3 separate regions of the Homo sapiens genome follow, and all the other regions are linked to region 1. A link is a loop called in an ENCODE intact Hi-C map of the cell type or tissue named here. Cell type or tissue: heart right ventricle. All regions are shown on one strand. Links, peaks and the distances in the headings refer to the core of each region. The heading gives the core; the rest is flanking DNA. Region 1 has its middle 7.2 kb from the start of PPID. Region 2 overlaps FNIP2 (folliculin interacting protein 2). Region 3 overlaps RAPGEF2 (Rap guanine nucleotide exchange factor 2).

Evidence for each region. Peaks named below come from ENCODE experiments on the same cell type or tissue, not always from the same donor. Only the 100,000 strongest peaks of a DNase experiment are listed, where the experiment ranks them.
Region 2: a loop joins it to region 1, with 8 times the contacts of the local background. A loop is called at or near these places in 105 of 110 quality-filtered maps.
Region 3: a loop joins it to region 1, with 5 times the contacts of the local background. A loop is called at or near these places in 85 of 110 quality-filtered maps.

The regions. Positions count from the first base shown.
Region 1 is chr4:158,727,703-158,733,557 of GRCh38, reverse strand. No RefSeq gene overlaps it. Among named protein-coding and RNA genes, the nearest start is that of PPID, 7.2 kb to the right of the region's middle. In heart right ventricle, for the core only: CTCF peaks have their summits at 3,209 and 3,419 (motif pointing left); a DNase peak (open chromatin) is centred at 3,387.
Region 2 is chr4:158,847,752-158,853,606 of GRCh38, reverse strand. FNIP2 (folliculin interacting protein 2) reads right to left here. Exons shown (of 17, transcript NM_020840.3): 8 at 2,157-2,286. Among named protein-coding and RNA genes, the nearest start is that of FNIP2, 82 kb to the right of the region's middle. In heart right ventricle, for the core only: a CTCF peak has its summit at 2,580 (motif pointing right); no DNase peak of the experiment used is centred there; H3K27ac peaks cover 2,797 bases.
Region 3 is chr4:159,199,644-159,205,498 of GRCh38, reverse strand. All of the region lies in intron 3 of RAPGEF2 (Rap guanine nucleotide exchange factor 2), which reads right to left. Among named protein-coding and RNA genes, the nearest start is that of MIR3688-1, 74 kb to the right of the region's middle. In heart right ventricle, for the core only: CTCF peaks have their summits at 2,130 and 2,332 (motif pointing right); a DNase peak (open chromatin) is centred at 2,348; H3K27ac peaks cover 5,000 bases.

The sequences.
Region 1 (5,855 bases), core at 562-5,561:
AATCTAGGAGGCAGAGGTTGCAGTGAGCCAAGATCACGCCATTGTACTCCAGGCTGGGCAATGGAGCAAGACTCCGTCTCAAAAAAAAAAAAAAGGCTCAGCTGATACAAGTAAAAGTCAGGGAGAATTGCATAAGGAATCTGGTAGCCATTAAGCCCTGTGGTTTACTAAACTTATTCATCCTTCAAATTTGAATTCTAGAAATCTGTAAAACTAGACAGTATTATTTGGCCATTTGCAAAAATAGTATGTATTGTTTGTTTTTGATGGTTAATACGAGAAAATACCTTGGGGAGGAGTAATTCTCTGTTTTGGTTTTATCAAGAATGGTACCCATTATATTATTTAATGTTTCTGTTATAATGTAGAGAAACCATAGAGATGGAAAACCATTAATAGACTATTTTGTTTATGTATGAAATTTCCTGAACAGAAGGGAGATACATTGGAGAGATATTATACAAGAAGAATTGACAGATTGTGACAGTGAACATTCCTGAGATCTACTGTGTGCAGAAGTAGAGTGAGATCTTAAGGGTTTCTAGACCAAGGTACCTTTAAAAAAATAGAGAGGGTAACAGGAGAAGGTAATTTGAGTGTAAGGTATAGATGAGAGTTCACTTTGGGATATATCAACTTTGGTGGGATATGATATTGGAAAGATGACTAAAAAATTCCCAAGTGCCAATCCATCTTCTTTGAAATTCAAACCAATCAAATTCAAACTGTTAGTAATCAAACTGCTACCAAATTCAAACTGTTAGTAATCAATATGTATCTAGGATGGTTAATAATGGCATTAGGATACAGAAGGTACCTATATGTGAAAGCATCTGGCACACAGTAGGTATGGAGTAATGTTTGTTTTTGTATCTTTAATTCCCAGAAATCATTCTGCCAAAGAAACAGAATCTCAAGGAATAAAACTCTCTATTATTAAGAAGAAATTTTTATGTTTATAGGATTTTTAAATTGTATGCATCATTTTCAATACATTTTAACAGTATTACAATAGTAAGATTACTAGGAATAAATGTTAAGACTAGGAATATAAAAAATGAAAAATCACAGGTTCTTTTATTTGAGATATAATACCATTCATTTTTAACGTCTCAGCAAGCTCATTAATTGCCTCCATGTCACTACATTCAATGGATATCTATCAGTCTTCTTTTTGCTTAATTTCCTAGTCAACTTGTTTATCACTCTCTCCTTGAAACACTCTTTTTTCCCGTCAATGTCATAATGCCACATTTTCTTCCTGGCTTGTCTTTCTACTCTTCTTCTCTGCCTCCATTGCAGACTCATTCTTCTCTCCTCCTGGCCTTTAAAAAGTGCAGTTTCTCAAGGCTCTGTCCTAGGATCTTTTCTCTATTCACCCTCTACTCCCCCTGTCCAACTATTACACCTTTCCCCACTAAATTATCATCTGTATACCATGATACCTAAATTTATATCTCAGTGTTAGATCTTTCCCTTTATATGTCCAACTAACTACTCAGTATCTCTATTTGGATGTCTCAAAGGTACCTCAAATTCAACATGAGGTACCATGTTGAGACCAAAGTGATGATATTCCACTCAAACGCTATCTTTTTCTTCCAGTGTTCCTCATCTCAGTAAACAGCCTCACCATCCATCCAATTGTGTATCTCAGGAAGCCAAGTGTCATCCTTTTTCCATTCTGCACAGTCATATCCCACATCCAGTCCAACACTTGTTACTGTTGATCACCCCTGTACCTTTCCCATCCATTCATTTTTATCCATCTTTACTATCACAACTTTAGTACAAGTGGAGTCATCACTCACCAATAGTAACCTGCTCAGTATCCTCTTTAAATCCATTATGGCTCCCCTCCATTTTGTTCTCCAAGCTAGAACCAGAATAGTCTTTTTTTTTTTTTTTTTTTTTTTTTTTAAGACAGAGTCTTGTTCTGTTACCCAGGCTGGAGTGCAGTGGCATGATCTCAGCTCACTGCAGCCTCTGCCTCCTGGGTTCAAGTGATTCTCCTGTCTCAGCCTCCCAAGTAGCTGGGATTACAGGCACCCACCACCATGCCCAACTAATTTTTGTATTTTTTGTAGAGATGGGGTTTTGCCATGTTGGCCAGGCTGGTCTTGAACTCCTGACTTTGGGTGAGGTGATCCCCCTGCCTCAGCCTCCCAAAGTGCTGGGATTACAGGTGTGGGCCGTGGTGCTCGGTCCAGAATAGTCTTTTAAACATGCAAATCTTTTCATGTCAACCCTGCTGAAAATCCTTTTCATTGGTTTACTGTTGCTGTTGGGAAAATATCTTAAATCCTCAACAGGTCACAAAAGTCGAGTCAATCAATAAGCCCTAACAGATCCTCTCTACATAAACTCTTCTACTTAGCATAACCCTTTTTCAGAGACACCAGCGTCTGTTAGTTGCACATCTATTTGTTTCTTTTGGCTTCTATCTCTGCACAGAATTAGGGAAGTTCATGGAGATGCCAAAAGATTGGCACTAATTCTCTAACCTTTCTCACTCCATGCAAAGAGATTTGGTGGAAGTTTTATTATTGTTTTTATTTCCTGTGGAAAAAATGTATTATTTGCCTCTATTCACATTCTATAAATTTAGAATATCTTACAAAAGGTATAAAAACCTAAACCATTTTATTATGATATCTCAAAACCAAATTATATAGGGATAAAACAACTCCAGCATTAATGTCAGAAGGAGCTCAGGGGCCCTTTATATATCATGGTATTTTAAAACAAATATTTAAACCTATCAAGATTGTTAGATTATATTTTTCTAGTGTATGGTAGAAGTGGTTTTAGAATCATATTGGGCAACACTTTTTCACCTCTCTAACCCTTATTTGCCTTGTAAGGATTACAGAGGTAAAATGGGATAATAAAGTTACCTACATTCCAAAGTTATTTTAAGGACTAACTAAGATGAAGTATGTAAAGTACCTGGCACAAGTGTGGCACATAGTAATGATCAATAGGTGCTAATTATTACTATTTTTGTTTATGATAGTCACAAGTCATTGTTTTAAAAGTTCTTTTAGGTTCATGTAACATTTTTTTCTTCAGAGAAAAGAAATACTGAACAAGTCTATCACTGGTTTTGTTCTATCAAATATGGGTAAATACACTTTTTCAACTGAAAACAGTAAACATTAATCCTATTACTCTGCAGAGAAGAAAATAATCTTACTGCTCTTCAGAAAGATTTTACTATTACTCCTTATTGCACATAAGCCCTGTCTACCTGGTGCTATTGTGAACTAATAATCAATATCCTTTTTTGCCATGTCACTTCCAGCCCCTAGATGAAGAAGCTTGTCCCGTTGGGAGTCCTCAGGCACTAAGTCCACTGCACCACTTCTGTCTGTGCGATGATTTCTGCCAGTGGTGGAGACTCTGCTGTCCCCTGGTGGCATTTGCCGTCTTTCATTTATTCAATGTTCTGGCTCAGAAGACCTACAGTTATCCTTAGATACTCGTAAATTTAGCAGGCAAAACCTGAGAGTTGCTATCTCATTCTGATCTGTAATTATGACTCTTGTAGTGGAAGCATCACTTTCTCTATGTGGTTCAGAGCAGAAATTCTTGGTTAGGAAACTCTCCCACATGTTACTGTCTCATCAACACCAGTGCTTCCTAGGCAGAATTCATTTCGTCTCCTCTTTAAGGAGTTACATGCTAAACTGTTCTTTGGAGTTCTATCTTTGGTTTCAGAGTCTGATTCTACAGACAGGATCCTGAAATTTCCTCTTCTAACTCTGCTATCCTTCCTAATTTCTTATCTTTGACAAAGAGGTTGGATGTTACTTCAAATTTGTCCAGGATCCTAGTAAGGACCTCAGTGATCTACAACCTATGCCCATGTAAAGGAATAAAGTTAGATCTGTATGAAATACAACTTTATTTTTCTATAACTCCGCTGAAATTCAATTCTGAATTGCCTATTTTAAAGGGCTGGTAATATCATAATCCGTGTCTATTTCTGGTATTCCTCCTTTCTCTCCCTTGGGGTTGGATCTAAATTCAAAAAAGCCTAATATAACAGCAAATTTGGGGGTTTGGAGCCTCTGGTTCTCAATGTGATCTGCCTACACAGGCATCCAGTGAGAAATTCACGATCCTAACTCAGTTATCAGTTCTACAAATCTCTAATGAGTTCAGAGTTCCCTTCTGCAGGCTCCCTTTAAATGTGGAGGCTGCCTTTCTTTTCCACGTCATACATGGGTGTACAGGGATATTGTTTTGTTTCCACTTCAAGTTAGGGCATACAAAATCTCTGTGACCCTGTCTAGTTCCCATCTACCTAATCACACCATGAATCTTGTTCTCTTTCTGGGGCCTGTTGCCTTCCTGGGACAGTTCAGGAATCAAGGAACACGTCCCTCTGCTCCTGGATTTCACAAACCCATCTATGGAGGTTTGGTGGCTTCCCAGGTATGTGACGGGGACCATGGTAAGACTCCCTGTCTCTGGGACTGTGGAAATCTGCCTTGCCATTGCCTCCTCTCTCACTTTCCCCTGTGCACCATCCACAATCTTGTCATCTCCCAACACAGAAAGTGGGTTTTTTGTTTGATTTTTTTTCTGAGAATGGAAAGCCATGATCTTATAAAAGATGTTTTGTCCAAATCTTTTGCTATAGCCAAGAGTCTTATCTGTTTCTGTAAAGCCAAGCCTTTTGCAACACCAAAGACAGGAAGAGATTCCCTTTGTTCCCTCTGCTTTCTTTGCTGTCACTTCTTTCTTTAAAAGCAAAGAGCACAGAATGCCTAGCTGCTTGTTTGGGGTGATGGGCAATGAGATTGAGAAAAGAGAATATTGGGGAGGAAGGCAATCTATTAATATTATTCTACCACATTTATGAGCAACAGGCAGAAATTATAACAACAAGGCTATCAGGAAAACTCCCCACTCCATCTGGATGAAACTGTGTTAACCCTAAGAAACGGGGCATGCTTTTGCCTCTTCTGCTCTTTTCCTTGCTAAGCACAGACAAGATGTCAGAACTCAGAAGTCCTGTTCCATGTAATCAGACTGACAGTAGAACAAGTGTTTTCTAGGAAAAGGTTTATCTTTTCACTGGAGATCCAGTTCTGAGTGGTTTTGAAAGGTACAATTCTTTTATTTGGTTTGGTTCTAGGAATATGACAGTTTATATAAAGCTGTTGCTTTACTGTGAAAAACCTAGACATAGTGAGAGTAACATCTGAATTAATCTTTTACACCCAGAAACCAGTAGAGCAGAAAGAGTCACTTTTTTTTCCTTGTAAGAATGCAAAGGAATCCTCAAAACTCCTTTGCAGTTTTAATATCCATTTTGAAATATGTTGATGTAACTATTATAATGAAGTATTAGCTACTTATGGTTAGTAATTGCTTACCCTTATTGAGTACTTACTGTGTGTCAGATACTAAAACACTTTTATTTAATATTTTTCATTTAATCTTCATAATAACCTTAGGAGATACATATTATTATTCTGATTTATAGGTGAGGAAAGTGAGGCACAAAGAGGCTAAGTAACTCGTCCAAAGGCACAAAATATGATGTGTTACAGACTGAATGTGAACCCCAGAATTCTGATGGCAGAGAAGATATGCCTACCTAAGTATATTCATCATGATAATAATGGTTGAGAGGCTATGGCATATGGGTGTCAATTCTTGTAATAAAATGTTAAATTTAAGCTAGTAGATCAGAATAAAAATGTTAATGTGAACTTATTGTGATATATGTGAGACAAAGTTACCAGTTTGCAGCCAAGACATGAAACTGGATTAGTGAATGATTTTGATGCTCTAGTTTATCAAGGGATACAGAAGTTTTGTTCTGAGCCGTCCTGGGTCTT
Region 2 (5,855 bases), core at 637-5,636, 120 kb before region 1:
AGGTGGGCACTGAACAATGTCCCCACTTGGACACAGGGTGGGGAACATCACACACCGGCGCCTGTCGTGGGGTAGGGGGATGGGGGAGGGATAGCATTAGGAGATATACCTAATGTAAATGACAAGTTAATGGGTGCAGCACACCAACATGGCACATGTATACATATGTAACAAACCTGCACGTTGTGCACATGTACCTTAGAACTTAAAGTATAATAATAATAAAAAAAATTTATCCAGATGTTGTCATAGTCCATAAAGCTATGTAAGACTGCATCAGCAGAAAGATCCTTCTCCAAGTAAAAAATTATCAAAAATTATTTGCCACCTTGCATTTGCCAGGAGTGACTATCACTTTCAATTATATCCACTGAAAGCCAAGTTGCTAAAACTATAAACTTTGATGACTAAACAAATGTATTTGCAGAAAAGGCTTACAACACAAGATATCACATAATGATATTATAATATAAAATTATGACATCAAAAATATTATGTTTGGAATTTATTAGTTTATATTATTATTCATCTATCACTATCATCTCTATTATATCTTACATATAAAGTATTCTTAAAGAAAAACTTTTTTTCTTTTTAGTCCCTTTAATAACTCTTTTCTTGTTTTTTGGGTAAGAGGACCACATTTTTATTTTGCACTGGCCCATAAACTAGGTAGCCAGCCTTGACCATATTCACAACCTTTCTGAATGTAAGATACTTATTTTAGGTGTATTATTTCAACTTTGGATTTAAACCTGAAGGGATAAAAAAACATTTTCAGAAAAGAAATGTTGAAAGAGGATGGTTTCCAAGACCTATCTCTTCCAATCACAGAAGCTGTCATAATGACAGTGAGGATGGTGGCGATGCCGTCTCCTGACAGTTGCAGTAATGGTAATGACAATGACAGCAATAATAATAGTAAATAATTCACATTGGCCACATTTTATTGCCCATATCCTATGTCTTGGCTAAACACCGGACTTGATTTATCTCATTTAACCCTCCCAGCCACACTCGGAAGCTGTGCTAGTATTATTATCATATTGCAGATGACGATGCAACACTCAGAATCCAGGTTAACTTATTCTATCAGACATCTAGTGAGTGACAGAGCTAGGACTTGTGTTCACACAAAATTCCAAGCTTTTAATCATCTCATTCAAAGTCCACCAACCAAAAAGCAGCTTCTTGATGGGTGACAAAGCTATAATTTTTTCTTTCCAGCTAGCTCCCTAGGATTGTGAAAGGAACAGAAGCGAGGCAAGCCACCTGACATGTGCTGCTCACACATCCTGACCCCTCAGTTTCTCAGCTTGTCCCTGCAGTGTCATCTCTTCCAGGAAGGGCTCCCTAATTCCCCCCATGACCATCACTGTATTTTCTCCATCCTGAGTCTCATGGCACTTTATGTCTCCCTGTGATATTTATCATGTACCATCTTGTAAACTATCCAAGTACAGGCACATAGCTGAACTGTCTTATACCTTCACGGATCTCTACGTATGTTGAGTACTAGTCAATTTACTAAATCAGTTAATTGACATGTGAATTTTTATAGGTACATATAAAAATTCCACTTCAAGTATTTGGATTGTAGGAAGAACAAGTTGGAAGCTATGAATGTAACATCAAATGTACATTTTGCACACAAAACCAGCTGAAATAAAGACAGAAAATACCTAGATGCCATCTCTATTTAAAATCATGTTCATATCTGTTTAGTTGAAGAATTTACATTTTACAAAGAGAATATATCACAAACCCTTGACTTCATATATTTTTGAATACCACACTGGTATCACTGTAGCCAAGGAAGAGATTGATCCACCCTTCATTACTTATACAAGCTACATCTGGAAGGGACTCATTTTAAAGAGAGCACACCATTTTAAATGAACACCCAATCTAGCTCAACATGATACAACTACCCAGATACTCCCCAGTGTCTTCCAAAGGAGGAGATTTTAAAATTTCAGCTTTTATTTATTCTTCCCTTTAGAACTTCCAATTTGTAAACTTTCAGGCTCAGCTGAAGCTAATAAAAAAGTTTTGGTTTTTTTTCCACTGACAATAGGCACGAACAGCCTCCCTGCCAGTTTCATCAAGCTGCCTACACTCCTACTTTTCTCAGCAAGAGGAAACTTGCAACTCACCTTCTTGGGATGATGCCATTTTCCAAACTTGTTGTCTGACTTCGAAGCCAGCGGCGCTGGTAACTGCTGGAAGAAGATGTAGAGGAGCTTGGAGATGGGAAAGGTGTGATCAAAAGACTGCTTAGTGAGGCTGTAGGAAGAATTTGGAATTTGAAAGTTGAGGTCAATTAGTCCTCATGTAGCTACATAATGCACAACATTAAGAATGTATTTAATATCACTGAACTCTACATTTATTATGTATTTAATATCACTAAACTGTACACTTCGCCACTAAAAAAATGACAAAACCCGCAATTACCTTTGCACCAACCTAATAAAATGGTTGAGATGGTAAATTTCATATTATATGTATTTTAATACAATCCAAAAATTGGAAAAAAAATATCTATGCCAAGTAATCTAAAATTTCAGGTTCTACCAGTCATATCCAGCAGGGGGAGACTATAATTTCTCTCTTCCTAAGATTTCTGAACAGCAAAGAAAACATCCTTTAAAAAGGAACACAAATTAAACGAAATAAGAGTCACAGATGTAGCAAGTGCACAAATTAGCAGGCCCATATTACAAATGCAAAATAATCATTGCTCAGACTGTAGATTGCAGATTTCTACTAAAATGGTCCACACAACATAACTATATTGCCACCAGGTAACTAATGCCATACATAATGCTTACTTTACACATATTTCCTCCTTAGTAATCCTTCACTCTATACTTTGAGGTAAAATTAGGCAAATAAGTTTTTTCCCCATCTAGTATCCTGTCTCCCAAACTTCATCTCCATATATACAATACTTATCCTCCTTCCCTCCAGCCCCCACTGCTACTCTGTTGTCTGTGAAAAAGAAACCTCTACTCTCCAATATGCTTTCTGCTTGGATTACTTATTTGCCTCTGAACCTTTCTCTGCTTCCTCCTGCTACATATTAGATGCCTACACCTGTGTCTCAGGAAGTATGAGCTGACAGTGCCATCCCAGACTTTTCTAACAGGCAGGGAGGAGGGACTAGTCCCTCTCAGGTAGGCAAAGGGTTTCTTTCAAGTCAAGCTGCTTGATGAACATCTACTGGTTTGAAAGAATGGAAGAAAACAGACTTGTTCTGCTTTTACTTCCCTAAGGCTAAGGAATTAGACATTGAAATGTCACTCAGTCCAGTGGAAAATAAAATAGGGTGCTACAGATGGCCAGTCAACATTTTCTGAAACAAATCACAGGGCAAAGGAAATTGATTTTGGTAAATACAGTATACTATGCTCATGAATATCACTTGATAAAGCAGTGTCTCCACATGAACTATTACATTTATACTTTTGTAGGCAAATGTAAATAACCTGACTTCCCGACCTGAGCTCTTAAATACTACAGGAGTTACTTTGCTATCAACTAATAAGTAATGCCAGGTGTGGTAGGCAACTGGGGTAAGTGGTGGACAAGTCTATAATAGTATCAATGAACATGATGACTCAAGTTTCTTTCCAAAGCAGAGGTCTCTGAGATGCTTTTCCTTTTATCTAGCTGATATTCACAGAAAATTTGTTTGGTAGGTCTTAATCATCTTTGCATCCATTGTACCCATAACGGTGCCTTGACCACAGTAGGCAATTAGCAAATGCTTCCTGAACGTATGGCACTTTTTTTTTTTTTTAACCAAACTGTTACATGTGGCTGGCCCCAGTAAGCTGACCTGGTTGCCATCTTGAGACCAGACTTAAATCCCCAAAACCAAATCCACATTTCAAGTATCAGTGAACAGGTAATTTTTCTGAGAATTTTGAAAGGAGTTAGAAGAGAGCTTTTCCTTGGAGTCACACAAAATTACTTAATAAAACATCCTAATTAGACGTTTCTGTCCTGCCCCCTAGTTCCTAAAGTCCCCTACAGAATCCAGAAGCCCCCTCCCACATCTCTAGGGTCCTGCCTCTCTCCTTCCCTTATGCTGAGCAAATCAACTTCTGGCAGGCAGAGAACAAGGTTGACAGATGGTACTTGCTGGATAAATACTTTTCTCCTGTCACAGTATTAGGGCTCAGAAAATGATACCCCAAAATATGGTGCCCTGGCATCCTGAGCACTTTGAACCAAAGGACACTGGAAGGCCTCAGAAGTCAAGTCTGTCTCAGATCTTCTCCTGACCTTCTTTCTCCTGCTCCCCCTCCTCCCTGCAAGGCAAACCACAGAAACTAAAATTCCTCTTCATTAAGGCAAGTCACAGAAACTAGATCCCCTTTTCCCCCAAAGCCCGCCATGAAACCTAGAAATATTACTTTAACATTCCCTTGCCTTTCTATGTAAGAGCTGGCTATAAGGAAATTCTTAGGCCTACTTTATCTGAAAGTAGATCGTAAGACCCTTAATTCCAGAAGGGGTCCAGTCCTATACCTGACAGGAAGAAATGCCACACAGAGAGATCAAGAAGAATCAGGATGGGCCCTTGCTAGGTGGGTTTTCCCCTTTGGTCTGTGACTATAAGATCAACCCCCTTTTGTCCAATTACAATTCTACCTGGCTACCCACTCCTTCATCAAATCTAAGCATAAAAAGGGACAGTTTTCCCTTGGGTCTTTGGGTATCTCTGAAGGCTCCCATGCCATATAAAATTTTGATGCATTCTTCAGTATGACAATTGCATTTTTCAACTCCAGAATTTCTGCTTGATTCTTTTTAATTATTTCCATTTCTTCATTAAATATATCTGATAGGATTCTGAATTCCTTCTGTGTTCTCTTGAATTTTGAGTTTCCTCAACACAGCTATTTTGAATTCTCTGTCTGAAAGGTCACATATCTCTGTCTCTCCAGGACTGGCCCCTGGTGCTGTATTTAGTCCATTTGGTGAGGTAACGTGATCCTGGATGGTCTTTATGCTTGTAGATGTCAGTCAGTGTCTGGGCATTGAAGAGTTAGGTATTGATTGTAGTCTTCACAATCTGGGCTTGTCTGTACCCACCCTTCTTGGGCAGGCTTTCCAAATATTTGAAGGGACTTGGGTATTGTGATCTAAGTCTTTGGTCACTGCAGCTGTATCTGAACAAGCCAGCTGACACTGTGCTCCCCTTGGCTGATCTTGGATAAGATCTAGAAGAATTCTCTGGATTACCAGGCAAAGACTCTTGTTCTCTTCCTTTACTTTGTCCCAAACAAATGGAGTCTCTTTCTCTCTCTGCTGAGCTGCCTAGAGCTGGAGGAAGGGTGAAACAAACATCCCTGTGACCACCACCATTGAGACTGTATTGGGGCAGACCTGAAGCCAGCACAGCACTGGGTATTGCCCAAGGCCTGCTGCAAGTACTACCTGGTTACCGCCTGTATTTGCTGAAGACCTAGGGCTCTAAAATCAGCAGGTTGTGAAGCCAGCCAGGCTTGTGTCCTTCCCTCAAAGGTGGCAAGTTCCCCCTGGTGAGTCCAGAGATGCTGTGAGCCAATGCCTGGAGTCAGAAACCTTACGAATCTACCTGATGCTCTGTTCTGCTGCAGCTGGGCTGGCACCCAAGCCACAAGACAAAGTCATTCCAACTCTTCCCTCTCCTGTCCCCAGGCAGAGGAGTCTCTCTCCATGTCCACCACCACCACGGGCCCATAGTGGCTACTGCCAGCCTATAGTGATGTTCACTTAACGCCCAAGGGCTCTTCAGTCAGCTTATGGTGAATGCTGCCAGGCCTGGGACTCACCCTTAGGGCAGTGGGGTCCCCTCTGGC
Region 3 (5,855 bases), core at 359-5,358, 470 kb before region 1:
GCTAAGCAATGATGTTCAGTAGGCTAGGTACGTTAACTGCATTTTGACTTAGGATGTTTTCAACATATAGTGGGTTTATTGGGATGTAACCACATTGTAAGACAAGAAGTAAGTGTAGTGGTAGTAATAATAATAAATATCTAAGACTAACACTGAGATTCTATTCTATCTAGTAGTTCTCAGGCCCTGATGTGCAAATGAATCACCTAAGATGTTAATTTAAAATGCATCTATCCCACCCAATTCCCCAGTTTCTGATCATTAGATAGGAGATCCATCAAAGTGACTTTTAAACAAATATCCTGGATGTTTCTTACACATGGGGCTGGCCAACTCTGAAAAACTTTCAGAAAAAATGGTCTCAATATGAACTCCCAAGAGGAACAAATGGCAGGAAAAAAAGTACAACTCTATTAATATCCATGCAACTAGGTACATACATTGTATTAATCAGTGCTATTTTAATTTTTCCTCAAATAATTTTTTTTTAAAATTATGAGCAAAGGAGCCCCTTCAAGTGTTGCTGAAATGCCAAAGCTTAATCCTGAAAGAACCCTGACTGAGGATTTCCAAATAACCTGACACTACCAGTACTGGGCAAAAAACAGAAATCTGAAGACTAAAGAGGTTCGTATAGGAAAGCAGTACTTGCGAGTCTCTCTAATCAGGGGAATTCACGCTTACAGAAGACCAAATCCTTCTTAGAATCTCAGAATTTGACCACAGGATCTTGAGCTAGGAACCACAATGGACAACTGATTTCATTTCAATACATCTCATCCCACAATGGACAAAACGGAAGTCACAAAAGCCCTGGTTTATAACGAGAAACTCTAAAAGGCTCCTGTTTCTGTTTTTCATCAACAGGAAGGAAATTAACGAGGCCAAACAAAACCAAATACAGACCATTATAAAATGATCAGTTCACCTTCCAATGTAAACAGATAGAAAGCCTCTGGGGCAATCAGAACTGTATGATCCCCGCTGAGCATTATCCCAAGTCTAAACAAAGAATAATGGGCATGAGGGAAATACTTGATCTGACCCCCTCACCTCTCCCACCTTCCTTCCTACTACCCCTCAACATAACCTGCTGCTCCTGACAGGCTGCTTTCCTTCTGTTCATTCCAACTCTGCCATGCTGTTCAAGATGTTTACCTCTCTCCATCTACCCTCTACATCCCACTGTACCTTAAGAGATGGCTCAAAAACTACTACTTTAAGAAAATCTTCTCACTCACTGTTTTCCAAACTCTAAAATACTTAGCCCATCTAATTTCATTGTTTTATGTTTTTCTGTAATGATTTCTTATTCCTGAGCATCTTCTTCCAACTACAATGAACTTCCTTTCAAGGCAGGAACTGCGCATCATGCCTAGTAGAAGCTGGGAAACATTTCAGTGATCATTTGCTCAGGTAAATCGGATCAGATGACATCCTTCTGATGAACCCCATGGTCCTTCACAGGAGAAGGTCCAAACCCCCTGGCAGAGCCCATGAAGGAAGCAGGAAATGCTGTGCAAAGAGCGCAGGTTCTGGAGCACAGATTCCTTCTTCCACGCTAGCCACGTGATCGTGGTAAAGTCAAATTCTGAGATTCTAGTTCCTCAACTGCAAAATGGAAGACATTGATGCCTTCTTCACAGAGCTCCTTTTATTTAATGAAACAATATATATGCAGTACCTTGCATGATGGTAACAAAAAATACTAGTTCTCTTCATCTTCCTCATCTCCTTTCCTCTCTTACGATCGTCTCTGAAAGGACCAACCTACAGCTTTGCTTTCTGCTCCCAACCCCAACATTCCTTATGCTGCAAACTTCATCCTGTTCGGCCAGGCCACACATTTTTTTTTCCACCTATGCCACAAAGGTTTTGAACAAACCTGCAGTCTAGCTTCTAAATAGTATATTTTCTCTTGTAAATTTATTACTCATCCTTCTAGTTCCAGGTTAACTATCACCTCCTCTGAGAAGTGTTTTGGTATATTCCAAGGAAAGTGAGTCGCTTTCTTCCAGCTTCCCAGTGCCCTGTGTACATGCTCACGTGACGCAGGTGCCAGAACGTCATAATTATTCACATTGGGAGTTTCTCCTCAATAGTTTTTAAACTCCTCTAACTCTTAAGTACCCCCAATATATACACTACATAATGCTTGATTGGCACTCAAATATTTTCTTAATAAGTAAATTAATGAACTGAATAGACAGGAACCCAGGTAAGGTATTAAAGTGCTTGAAAGTCAAAGATGTGAACTTCAGTTTACCAGTAAATGGAAAAATGGAGCCAGGATCTAAGAGCCTCCTCGGCAATATCCTAGAGATCCACAAGGTGGCACTCTCTCCATGGGAAAGAGCTGTGTGTGCCGCTCCACATTCTCATTTAAGGAGGTGGCCAGTAAATGCAAGCGATCAAGTTGAAGTTGACAAGGGAACTGAAAGAACAAAAAACTACTAAGTCCAAAGAAAACTGATTAAATCAGCAAAGACAATTATTAGAGGGCAAGAAAATAACTGTGAAAATGCTACTTCATTCAGCTGTTAATACAATGTGAAAACTTAAGTGAGGCCCAGTCAGCCAAAAAGGTTGCTCATGGAGGCCAGGCACAGTGGCTCACGCCTGTAATCCCAGCACTTTAGGAGGCAGAGGCAGGTGGATCACCTGAGGTCAGGAGTTTGAGATCTACCTGGCCAACATGGTGAAACCCCGTCTCTACTAAAAATACAAAAATTAGCCAGGCATGGTGGTGGGTGCCTATAGTCCCAACTATTCGGGAGGCTGAGGCAAGAGAATCGCTTGAACCCAGGAGGCGGAGGTTGCAGTGGGCCAAGATCATGCCACTGCACTCCAGCCTGGGCAACAAGAGCAAAACTCCGCCAAAAAAACGAAGAAAGAAAGAAAAGCCAAGGGGGACTGACAAGGAGAGAAAAGAGAGTTGAAAGAAAACAGAGCGGCAGGCGTTGCGGAAGTGGCTGTGGGTAAAGGATGCTGATCCTAGAAGACCATCAGCTCAAAACAAGACTCCCAACAGCCACAAACATGGCCATCTAAGTTTTGGGGGGTTTTCGGGAGTGGAGAAGCAATAAACAGAAACAGAAAGAATGGTGCCCATGCAAAATCTAAGCAAACTGGAACTAGAAGTTAGTGCTTTCCCAGATGATCCTGACAAAATATGAAACAAGGAGGGTGTATGGGGTACAAGAAGAGACTCCTCCCACTCTAGCAGAGCAAGTGCAATATGGCCAAGCCTGAAGCGGCCCAGGGGAGTGAGGAAGCTCCTCTAAATGCTTCACATGGACAGCATTAACAAGGTCATTAAAACAGAGAAGCAAAAAGATGGCGATTGCTTTGTGAGAAAGAATAGGCAAAATGTCCAGAAACAGTGGCTGAGCCGAGCACACGACACAGCTATCTGAGACAGGTTCGGCACAACTGAGAACCACATATAGCATCAAATACCAATTTTGGTGCTATTTTAGAAAGGTCACTTTATACTATCCAGGATGTAATACCGCACAGTATCACATTCAAAAGACAAAGCTGTTGGCATCTGGAGAAAAGGAGACAGGAATCATCATCGAGGGCTATTGATCACATGCCTATAAAACAAGAAAGTGAAATAAAATGAAGACTAACAAAGGTTCCAATAACTACATGGGGACCACAAGGAACTCCAGAGGGCCAGCCACCCATGACCAAAAAATAGAAAAACACCTTTATTTTCCTGTATCTGCGGTCTCACCAACACCCTCCAACCAAAAGATAAAGGGACAACTTCCGAAGCTTCTCCCTCTTCACAGCCTATCATCACATTCTGCGGGTTCCCCTCCCAAGTCTCTATCGAAACCCTTTGCTACAGTTCAGGGTCCCATTTTTGCTCACCTACACTGCTGTTATTACAGACTTCTGGCCAGCTTAGACTTGTGCTCTCAAATATACGATTATGCCAAAAAACCACAGTGAAAATTACTTATTTACAACAAATTATCCTCTATCCTTTTATAGGCGTCCCGCAGACAGTTGAGATCAGAGGTTTTCAATGTCAAGAGCCCTTGGGATTTCAAGGCGTCCAAACCTCTTTCAACCATAATAGCTACTATTGTTGGGCTGAACAGGATTTTCTATGAACAAAGTGTTCCACGGCTTCAAAAAAATAAGTTCTAACAATGGCCACCTTCCAATAGACAGATGGCTTTCCAGATACACAATAATTTTAATCTTTTTCACAAATACATTACATCATTTCTGTTACTGGATTTATTACAGTTTAAAAATTTGTATATTTTTACTCCTCTGATGGAGCGCTGAGCTATAAGCTGATAGACAAAGTTTTCATTATTTATTTTTGTATAGTCAAATGGCACAAAGCAAGCTCACTAGATAAGTTAATGCAACACAGCACAGTAAGCAACCCCAACAATGATATCAAGCCAAAAGAAATATAAAGTGCATGTACTAAAACATGAAGTATACGCCAAATTTTAGAAGGAGGACTAACAAGAGTTAAGGGCTTTGGTATTTACAATTTCCACTGTTGGAATACTGATATTTTATTATAAAATGATATTATTCATAATACTGAGTTATATGTAAATATATCAATTATATATAAATTCCCACAATAAGAAAACAAATGACATTTTTAAAGTAGAGGGTAATTTTTATTCTATTTCTTAAAAGTTCTAAATTGTAAGGAAATTACTTCATTTATAATTAAAAACTCTGAAGAAAGAAAACACCATTTTAAGATTTTCAAAAAAAATCCTTATTTTCCAAACAATAGCAATTCATTTACAAGGAATTGCAACCAACAAAACAGGAAAAGTCAGTAAGATCAATAAGAACTCTGAAAGCTGATGAAAATATTGAAGACATTTCATCTTTATACTGAAAATACAGGGGACACAGCAGACATCCTTTTTTTTTAACTAGCAAACAATGTAAACTACTAAAGAACCAGTAAAGCCAGATATTCTATAGGCTCATTAATGTTATCATTTTTTTCATTATTTATTATTTTTATTATTGTTTTTGAGACAAAGTCTCACTGTCACCCAGGCCAGAGTGCGGTGGTGCACTCTTGGCTCACTGCAACCTCCGCCTCCCAGGCTCAAGTGACCTTCCCACCTCAGCCTCCTGAGCAGTGCTGGGACCACAGAGGTGCGCCACCACACTGGCTAATTTTTGTATTTTTTTAGAGATAGGGTCGTGCCATTTTGTCCAGGCTGGTCTCGAACTCCTGGGCTCAAGCGATCCACCCACCTCAGCCTCCCAAGGTGCTGGGATTACAGGCATGAGCCACTGTGCCTGGCACAATCTTAAATTTATGAAATTCATTTTTAACATGAAAGGAAGGAGTGAAACACTGGGAGTTATGAAGCTATTCAATAAATGATAAATGAAAGGAAAAACACCAATACAAACTATATATATATATAGAGAGAGAGAGAGATTACATCAAATCGATGAGTCAGCTAAACTGAGGGTAAAGAAATAGATCCAAGGGCTCAAGGAACAATTTATCACATTTAAAAGAATCTGAAATTTTGACTCTTTTGGAAACTACTAATGGGTTATGAAATTAATTTACAAATGTCTCTTTTAGATTCATATGCTGCAATTTTATCTTCACAAGAAACCTGTTTCTCACCTGGAGTCACCTGGGTCTCAGAAAAATGAAAGGTAACTTATACACACCCAGAGACAGAGTCAAATTCAAAGCTAAATCTGCCTAACTTCACTATAGGAGTCCCAACAGCAAGAAACTGCAACAATACTGCAAAACACCTGACAGCACCACTACCCCTCACATCAGAAAGGATATAAAAAGCAAGCTGTATTTTTCTCCTATACCT